Regions from separate parts of the Homo sapiens genome. Here regions 2 and 3 are each linked to region 1. The links are chromatin contacts, found by Hi-C or POLR2A ChIA-PET in ENCODE. All regions are on one chromosome and are shown on one strand. The core of a region is the stretch at or near the end of the contact, and the rest is flanking DNA. Distances in the headings are between cores, read along the strand shown.

Evidence for each region. A loop is a pair of places that touch in the nucleus more often than their neighbours do. ChIA-PET counts read pairs that join two places held with the same protein, here RNA polymerase II (POLR2A). Pooled maps may share reads with other maps.
Region 2: a pooled map shows a loop between it and region 1 (5-fold over the local background). The contact joins the enhancer-like site here to the promoter of ARPC3 in region 1. A Hi-C loop is called at or near these places in 1 of 37 single-sample maps with no recorded cell type and 6 of 50 pooled maps. POLR2A ChIA-PET finds 5 or more read pairs at or near these places in 16 of 52 experiments (A549, AG04449, AG04450 and 13 more).
Region 3: a map with no recorded cell type shows a loop between it and region 1 (7-fold over the local background). The contact joins the enhancer-like site here to the promoter of ARPC3 in region 1. A Hi-C loop is called at or near these places in 2 of 37 single-sample maps with no recorded cell type and 7 of 50 pooled maps. POLR2A ChIA-PET finds 5 or more read pairs at or near these places in 6 of 52 experiments (GM12878, activated B cell, activated CD4-positive, alpha-beta T cell and 3 more).

What each region holds. Positions count from the first base shown.
Region 1 is chr12:110,448,913-110,451,680 of GRCh38, forward strand. ARPC3 (actin related protein 2/3 complex subunit 3) reads right to left here and starts at 1,425. Exons shown (of 7, transcript NM_001278556.2): 1 at 1,343-1,425. The coding sequence starts at 1,348. RefSeq lists enhancers at 1-833, 1,539-1,638.
Region 2 is chr12:110,078,537-110,081,304 of GRCh38, forward strand. No RefSeq gene overlaps it. Among named protein-coding and RNA genes, the nearest start is that of C12orf76, 31 kb to the left of the region's middle. RefSeq lists a cis regulatory region at 889-1,719 and enhancers at 981-1,060, 1,201-1,330. Within about 2 kb of position 1,340, at least 19 of the 41 ENCODE cell types and tissues checked have a DNase peak (open chromatin) inside an H3K27ac peak, as active enhancers do; they include CD4-positive, alpha-beta T cell, GM12878 and OCI-LY7, where a contact is called at or near this core.
Region 3 is chr12:110,775,186-110,777,953 of GRCh38, forward strand. No RefSeq gene overlaps it. Among named protein-coding and RNA genes, the nearest start is that of PPP1CC, 34 kb to the left of the region's middle. RefSeq lists an enhancer at 1,273-1,612. Within about 2 kb of position 1,431, at least 2 of the 41 ENCODE cell types and tissues checked have a DNase peak (open chromatin) inside an H3K27ac peak, as active enhancers do; they include GM12878, where a contact is called at or near this core.

The DNA of each region.
Region 1 (2,768 bases), core at 175-2,674:
TTACAGGCACGCACCACCACGCCTGGCTAATTTTTGTATTTTTAGTAGAGATGGGGTTTCACCATGTTGGCCAGGCTGGTCTTGAACTCCTGACCTCGTGATCCGCCCACCTAGGCCTCCCAAAGTGCTGGGATTACAGGCGTGAGCCACTGCGCCTGACCACCCATCTAGCTTCTTTATAGCATTTGTCACTACCTGACACTACCGTATGTATCTCCTTTATTATGTTTACACTTTTATTGTCTCGACTCCCGATTTGAATGTACATTCTTTAAGATTAGGGATTTGTTGAACTTATTTGCTGCTGTAAATACAGCCTGGCAGGCAGCAGGTGCTCGTTAACGTTTGTTAAAAATAATGTGTGAGCAGGCTGGGCGCGATGGCTCACGCTTATAATCCCAGCACTTTGGGAGACCGAGGGGGCGGATCACCTGAGGTCTGGAGTTCCAGACCAGCCTGGCCAACATGGTGAAACCCCGTCTCTACTAAAATGCAAAAAATTAGCTGGGCGTGGTGGCGCGCGCCTGTAATCTCAGCTACCCGGGAGGCTGAGGCACGAGAATTGCTTGAACCAGGGTGGTGGAAGTTGTAGTGAGCCGAGATCGCCTCACTGCACTCCAGCCTGGGCGACAGAACGAGACTCTCTCAAAAAACAAACAACAAAAAAAGTGTGAACAATCACATAATAACTGAACCACCTTTTCCCGAATCTGCAAAATGGAGACCATGACGGTGATAAATCTACCCCACAAACTGGCTGTCAGAAATTAAGTACAACCAGGCCGTCATAATTTTTTACTCCCACTCTGATGGCACACGAAAAAGGAAATCTTTGGAAGTCAGGCGCCGAACGAGTCTGTGAGGGCCCTAAACCCAGCTGGCTCCGGGATGGCCGCCGCTGCCGGGAAGTGGGTTCTGACAAATGACAAACAGCAGAGGGAGCCTGACCCCGGGGCGGAGGAGGAAGTGGGCCTGACAGAAAAAGGAGAAGCTAGACCCCTGGACTTGAAATATGAAAAATAAAAAGCGCAGCCCTTGGCTTCGCTCTCTAGTGAGGCTTTGGGAACCCTGCCGGAGTCGGAAGGAGTAGACGGAGAGAGAAAAGGGCCTCCTCACACACCCTGGACCCTTGGCCCACTCCTGCCGCGCCCCCGCCTCCCACGACTGGCACCCCCGGGCCGCCCCAATCCTTCAGCAACCGGTCCCCTCCCCTCGCCTCCCTCCTTCTCGGGCCCCAGCTTCCTCTCTGCCTTCCGCCGCCCGCTTCTCTCGGCACACACACGGTTTCTCTCTGCTCTTCGCAATCCCCGCTGTCTCCCCACACCGTGGATCGAACCCTCACCGGCATCTTGGCGGCGCCCGGGTTTCAACCCAGAGGAGCAGGATCCAGGTACAGCGGAGCGCTTCCGGTCTGGCAGCCTGGGCGAGGTAGGCGGAAGCGAAACGGAAGGGGCGGGTGCGGACGTGGAGCTTCCGGCCTTGCAGTTCCGCTTCTGGTTGCAGCGGCCGCGCGGATCTGAAGGAGGCGCCAGAGCACTAGGCAGGGGCCTTGAGTGGTGCAGCGTGAGGCAGCGCCCAGAATGGAGATGGGTCTTGAGGTTCCAGAATCTGAGATCAATCACCTCTTTTGTATTTTTTTCAAATGTCACCTTTTCAGGGCCGGGCATAGTGGCTCACGCCTGTAATCCCAGCACTTTGGGAGGTCGAGGCGGGTGGATCACCTGAGGTCAGGAGTTCGAGACCAGCCTGGATGGTGAAACCCCGTCTCTACTAAAAATACAAAAATTAGCTGGTCGTGGTAGCATCCCAGCTACTCGGGAGGCTGAGGCCGGAGAATCGCTTGAACCCAGGAGGCAGAGGTTGCAGTGAGCCAAGATCGCGCCGCTGCACTCCAGCCGGGATGACAGTGTGACTCTCTCAAAAAAAAAAAAAAAAAAAAAAAAAAAAAATCACCTTTCCTGTGAAGCATTCTCCGTTCATTCTATTTTCAGTTCACCCAACTCCAGCCCCATGCCTTATCCTTCTCTCCCGCTTTTTCCCTTAGTTCTTACGATTCTTGTATTTAGTTTACTCTTAGTGCTTGTGAATGCCAAAAAGGCAGCACTTCGTCCGTTTTGTCACCTGCGCCCGTAACAGTGACGGTATGTAGGAAACATCAATATTTGAGTGAATGAATGAACCCAATGCACTGCATCTAAAAATGGAGAAACTGAAGGGCACTGGACTCCAGGTTTGAATCGCAGCTCCAATACATACTAGCTCTGTAATTTTGAGCAAGTTAACTGGCCTGTGCTTCAGTTCCTCACCTGAAAATGGCAGTAACAGTATTTACCTCATAGTTTTGTGAGGATGAAATGAATTACATGTAAAATGCTTAGAACTTACATGCTTGGAGCATACTGAAAGCCCAGAGTTTTAACTTATTTATTACTAGAAAACTTCTTATGTTAAAAGTCAAGTTCATTGCTGCCTGAGAGCCATTTCTTCTGCCAGTTCCCAGCCTGAAATAGGACCCCATGTTCCCACATCTGATTTCACATTCAGCTGACTGGGCAAATAGCACCTTTTAGGCAAGGTCTTTTTTGACAAAGAGCCCAAAGTAGCCCCATAATCACTCTCCATTTCTTTTCTGCTTTTCTTTCCATCCTCTCTCTGAGGTTTCCTTCCTCATGGTCAGTCTCACAGGCCCAGCATGGCAGCCCCACGTGAGCAAGGCCCTGCCTGCACTGTGCATCCCTGTTCTATCCCCAGTGTCTGGCATCCACGGA
Region 2 (2,768 bases), core at 90-2,589, 370 kb before region 1:
TGTATCTGAATTTTTTCTACCATATGCGTTCATTACTTTTTTTTTTTTTGAGACAGTTTCACTCTTGTTGCCCAGGCTGGAGTGCCATGGCGCGATCTAGGCTCACCGCAACCTCTGCCTCCCGGGTTCAAGCGATTCTCCTGCCTCAGACTCCCGAGTAGTTGGGATTACAGGCATGCGCCACCATGCCCGGCTAATTTTTTGTATTTTTAGTAGAGACAGGGTTTCTCCATGTTGGTCAGGCTGGTCTCAAACTCCCGACCTCAGGTAAGCCACTGCACCCGGCCTGCGTTCATTACTTTTTAAATCACTGAACGCTAAATCTGTATCTCCAGACCATATCTGAATTCTGTGCATAGTCTATGAATCTATGAACCTATATAACCCACAGACACTTCAAGTCACATCTTCAAAATGAAACGCTTTCCCACAAAACAGTGCAAGTAAGGACTAATGAGAGGAGAGAGTGGAGACAGGCATGGACTATTTCTTCTATAGTCTTGGCTAGGAGGAAAAAGAGGTAAGAGGCCGGGTGCTGTGGCTCATGCCTGTAATCCCAGCACTTTGGGAGGCCGAGGCGAGTGGATCACCTGAGATCAGGAGTTCAAGAACAGCCTGGCCAACATGGCAAAACCTGTCTCTACTAAAAATACAAAAATTAGCTGGGTGTGATGGCGCCCGCCTGTAACCCCAGCTACTCGGAAGGGTGATAGAAGAATCACTTGAACCTAGGAGGTGAAAGTTGCACTGAGCCGAGATCGCGCCACTGCACTCCAGCCTGGGTGACAGAGCGAGACTCCGTCTAAAAAAATAAAGAAAGAGAGGTAAGAATGGTCTTTAATGGAGTCATGGGAAAATGTGTGTGTGTTGCAAGGATGTAGAGAAGATGGAACCATTTGAGCCATTCAAAGATTTTGATAGACTAAGTGGGATGTTGAGAATGGTGGTCTCTGTTTCTTTGTGAAGTAGGAAGCCACGTGTGAAGAAATGGGGATTGGGGATTGAATGGTGGATTTCTTAGTCATGTGTGTGTATGTGTTTACAATTTACAGAAAATCAGGTGACATTCTTCAGCAGAAAAGGGAGGTTTTTCTGAGGAAACACTTATCTCACAGAGCTCAAGTGCAGGAAATGTGGCCCAACCTCATGAGAACCTATTAATAGAATCAGAAACTAAACTGTCCTGAGCTGAAGTTGCTCTTTCAGTTTGAAACTGCGTGGGCCCGCCTCTGTTTGTCTCTCTGTGCGCCCATTGTGAGTCTCTGTAAACAATGGATTCCTCTGTTTCTCCCAGGGCACGTGGTCCAACACTGCCTTCAAGGTTAGGTGTCCACAGTTCGAGTGCAAGCCCAGATCCACTATCCAGTTCCGGAATTCAAGGGGAATGATTGGCCTAGTTATTTATCCCTAGTCCAATCAGCTATGGCTGTGGGCGGGGCCACAAACAAACATGGCGTCAAGCGCTGACGTCCATGAAGGGAGAAGACAGGGAGAAAGGAGGAAGAAGAAAAGGAAGGAGCGAGAGAGAGAGAGAGAGAAAGAAGAGAGAGAGCTCTCAGAGAATAGAGGCTAGGGGACTGCTGATTAAATACCCCAATTCCCTCAGGTGGGACAGCACTGAGGCAGGTCTAGGCAGTCTCCAGGGGACCCTAGTGGGACAGAGCCCAGATGCCCACAGCGATGACCTGCCCTTCCTTTTTTAATTCCACCCCCCTCCGCTCCCACCCCCGAGATGGAGTCTCGCTCTGTTGCCCCGGTTGCAGTGCAGCGGCGCCACATCGGCTCACTGCAACCTTCCCCTCTCGGGTTCAAACGATTCTTCTGCCTCAGCCTCCCCGAGTAGGTGGGGATTACAGGCGCCCTCCACCACGCCCGGCTAATTTTTGTATTTTTAGTAGAGACAAGGTTTCACTATGTTGGCCAGGCTGGTCACGAACTCCTGACCTCAAGTGATCCAACCACCTCAGCCTCCCAAAGTGCTGGAATTACAGGCGTGAGCCACCATGCCTGGTCGTGACCTGCTCTTTAGTGCTTCCTGTGTCGATTGCCTTCCCTTCCCTGCCTCCCTTCCCCATGCCTCTTCCTGGGTCACCTCCCAACAAACTACATTCACCTGAACCTCGTCCAGCCGTTATGTGCTGGTGTTAAGGAGTCTGTCTGGAATTTTCCCTGAGAGCAATAAGTGGGTTTATAAACAAGGGTGTGGCATGATCTCATTTGCAACTCAGAGCACTCTGGCTGCACCCTGGAAAATGGGCAGAAAGGGCAAGAGTGGAGACAGGGTCCTGCCCAGGGAAAGGGTACAGTGACATGGAGGGGGACTGAAGACAGCTCCTTAAAGGACACCAACATCAAGGAGACTAAGCTGAGGCACTAGGGAGGAGAGGAAGACCAGGAGACAGTGAGTATCCAGAGGCCACGGGATGAACACTTCACAAGTAAGCCGGTGGCCAAGGAGATATTAAGAGCGATGGTAAAGCTGTGAAATTAAAGCCGCTCTAGTAAGGGACCTGACAGATAAATTACTGGAACAGAATGGAGTCAAGTATTAAACACGAAGATAGGTGGAACCCGGGTGTGGTGGCTCACACCTGTAATCCCAGCACTTTGGGCAGCCAAAGCAGCAGGATTGCTTGAGCCCAGGAGTTCAAGATCATCCTGGGCAACAGAGGGAGGCCCTGTCTCTACAAGATATAAAAATAAATCAGCCAGTGGTGGTGCACGCCTGTGGTCTCAACCACTCGGGAGGCTGAGGTGGGAGGATCGCT
Region 3 (2,768 bases), core at 181-2,680, 330 kb after region 1:
AGATAATTTTTTAAAATAGTGTCTCCTCAAGCAACTGTTTAGAACAGCGCTATCCATTAGAAATAGAATTCAAGGCCGGGCACGGTGGCTCACGCCTGTAATCCCAGCACTGTGGGAGGCCAAGGCGGATGGATCCCTTGAGGCCGGGAGTTCGAGACCAGCCTGGCTAACATGGTGAAACCCCCTCTCAACTAAAAATACAAAAATTAGCCAGGTGTGATGGTGGGCGCCTGTAGTCCCAGCTACTTGGGAGGTTGAGGCGGGAGAATCGCTTGAATCTGGGAGGCAGAGGTTGCAGGGAGCCAAGATCTCGCCACTGCACTCCAGCCTGGGCAACAGAGTGTGTTTAAAAAAAAAAAAAAAGAATTCAAACCACATATGGACTTTTAATTTTTCCAGTAGCCTCATTAAAAAAGCTGAAGTTAATTTAAATGATATATTTAATTTAACCTGATATATTTTAAAAATGACCATTTTAACACGTAATCAATATAAAGAAAGCATTCTGGTCGGGCACAGTGGCTCATGCCTGTAATCCTGGCACTTTGGGAGGCCGAGTCGGGTGGATCACCTGAGGTCAGGAGTTCAAGACCAGCCTGGCCAACATGGTGAAACCCCGTCTCTACTAAAAATACAAAAATTAGCCGGGCACGGTGGTAGGCACCTGTAATCCCAACTACTTGAGAGGCTGAGGCAGTAGAATAGCTTGAATCTGGGAGGTGGAGGTTATAGTGAGCCAAGATCATGCCATTGTACTCCAGCCTGGGTGACAAGACAGTCCATCTCAAAAAAAAAAAGAGAGAGAGAAAAAAAAGAAAGTATTTCAAGGCTAGGTGCAGTGGCTCATGCCTGTAATCCTAGCACTTTGGGAGGCCAAAGTGAGAGGATTGCTTGAAGCCAGGAATTTGAGACCAGTCTGGGCAACATAGTGAAACCCTGTTTCGAAAGAAAGAAAAGAAAGAAAGAAAGAAAGAAAGGAAGGAAGGAAGTAAAGAAAATTAGCTAGAAGTGATTACACATACACAAGTCCCAGCTACTTGTGAGGCCATTACAGCTTGGGTGACAGAGTGAAACCCTGACTCATAGAAATAAGAAAAAAAAGAAAGAAGGAAGGAAAGAAAATGAATGAAAGAAAGAAAGAAAGAAAAGAAATTAATTTAGCACCATAGGAAAGGTTTTTTTTAAAAAAGCATGAGCTATGTTATCCTCTTTTTTTTTTTTTGTATAAGGCTACAAAATCTGGTATTTTGCACTTATATCCCATCTCAGTTCGGACAAGCCACATTTCAAGGGCCCAAAACCCCATTTGGTGAGTGGCAGCCATATTGGATAGAGACAGCCCACCTTCTCTGGTTTTGTCTCTGCAGATAGCCAAGGAAACCTAATTATGCATCCAACTCTCTGGCCCATTGGCTGAGTCACCTGCCGGGAAGCTTTCAGAATATTTATAGGTAACTGATCTACAGAAAACAGAAAGTGATACCATCTCCAGCCCCCACAACCTTTCTTCAGTCTCAAGTTTGCCGTCTCAGCTACTGTTTTCTAGAGGCCCAGTGGGAAGAGTATGCAAAGTGGCAGTAAAGTACATATGTAAACGTGTAGGCAAAAGGCTGAGAGGATTCTTACCAAACTACTCACAGTGGAAAATAAGAGTAATGTCCAAGCAGAGTTTAGTTTTGTCAGTCATGCCCTAATTTTGTTTTTGTTTTTTAGAATGTATTCATTCACATATTACTTGTGTAAGTGAAAGTCAATTGATATATATATAGAGATAATAGTAAAGAAAAGTAACCATGATTTGCGGTAAATCCCCAAGAAGTTTAATGGAAAGCAGTGAGTGCAGAGATTACAAGGTGGACTCTGGGGCCGGCTGCCTGCCTTTGCATCCTAGCCCTGCTGTCTACTAGCTGTGTGACCTTGGGCAAGGTTCTCTTGCTTTCTGGGCCTCAGTTTCCTCATCTATAAACTAAGGATAATGATGGGACCTATGTTACAAGGTTGTCACAATGATTTGATGAGCAGGTGTAAGGTGTTAAGATGGGATCTGGAACACAGAGTCTCAGCTGTAATAACTAAAATAATTAGTATTATCACTGTTTTTGGTGGAAGAGTAAGTAGCAAGAAACTCTCTTGGTGAAAATACAAGAGCTGCGGTGGCTCACGTCTGTAATCCCAGCACTTTGGGAGGTCGAGGCGGGCAGATCACTTGAGGTCAAGAGTTTGAGACCAGCCTGGCCAACATGATGAAACCCTATCTCTACTAAATATAGAAAAAATTTGCCAGGCGCGGTGGCGCACCCCTCTAGTCGTAGCTACTCAGGAGGCTGAGGCAGGAGAATCGCTTGAACCTGGGAGGCGGAGGTTGCAGTGAGCTGAGATCACGCCACTGCATTCTAGCCTGGGCGACAGAGCGAGACTCCATCTCAAGAAGAAAAAAAAAGGAAATAATATGCTGGAGTGAGAGCTGCAAGACCAGCTGCTAAGCCTGGATCTGCCATTACCTAATTTGTGTAAACTTGGGCCTCAGTTTTGTACTAATTCTAACAACAACATACATTTTCTAGTCCTTACTATCATTTCGGAACTCTACATGTCTCGTTTCATCAGATCTTCACAACACCCCTCTGAGAGAGAGATACTGTTGTTGTTGTTGTTATTATTACTATCTTGAGACGGAGTCTCGTTCTGTCGCCCAGGCTGGAGTGCAATGGCACGATCTCGGCTCACTACAACCTCTGCCTCCCGGCTTCAAGTGATTCTCCTGCCTC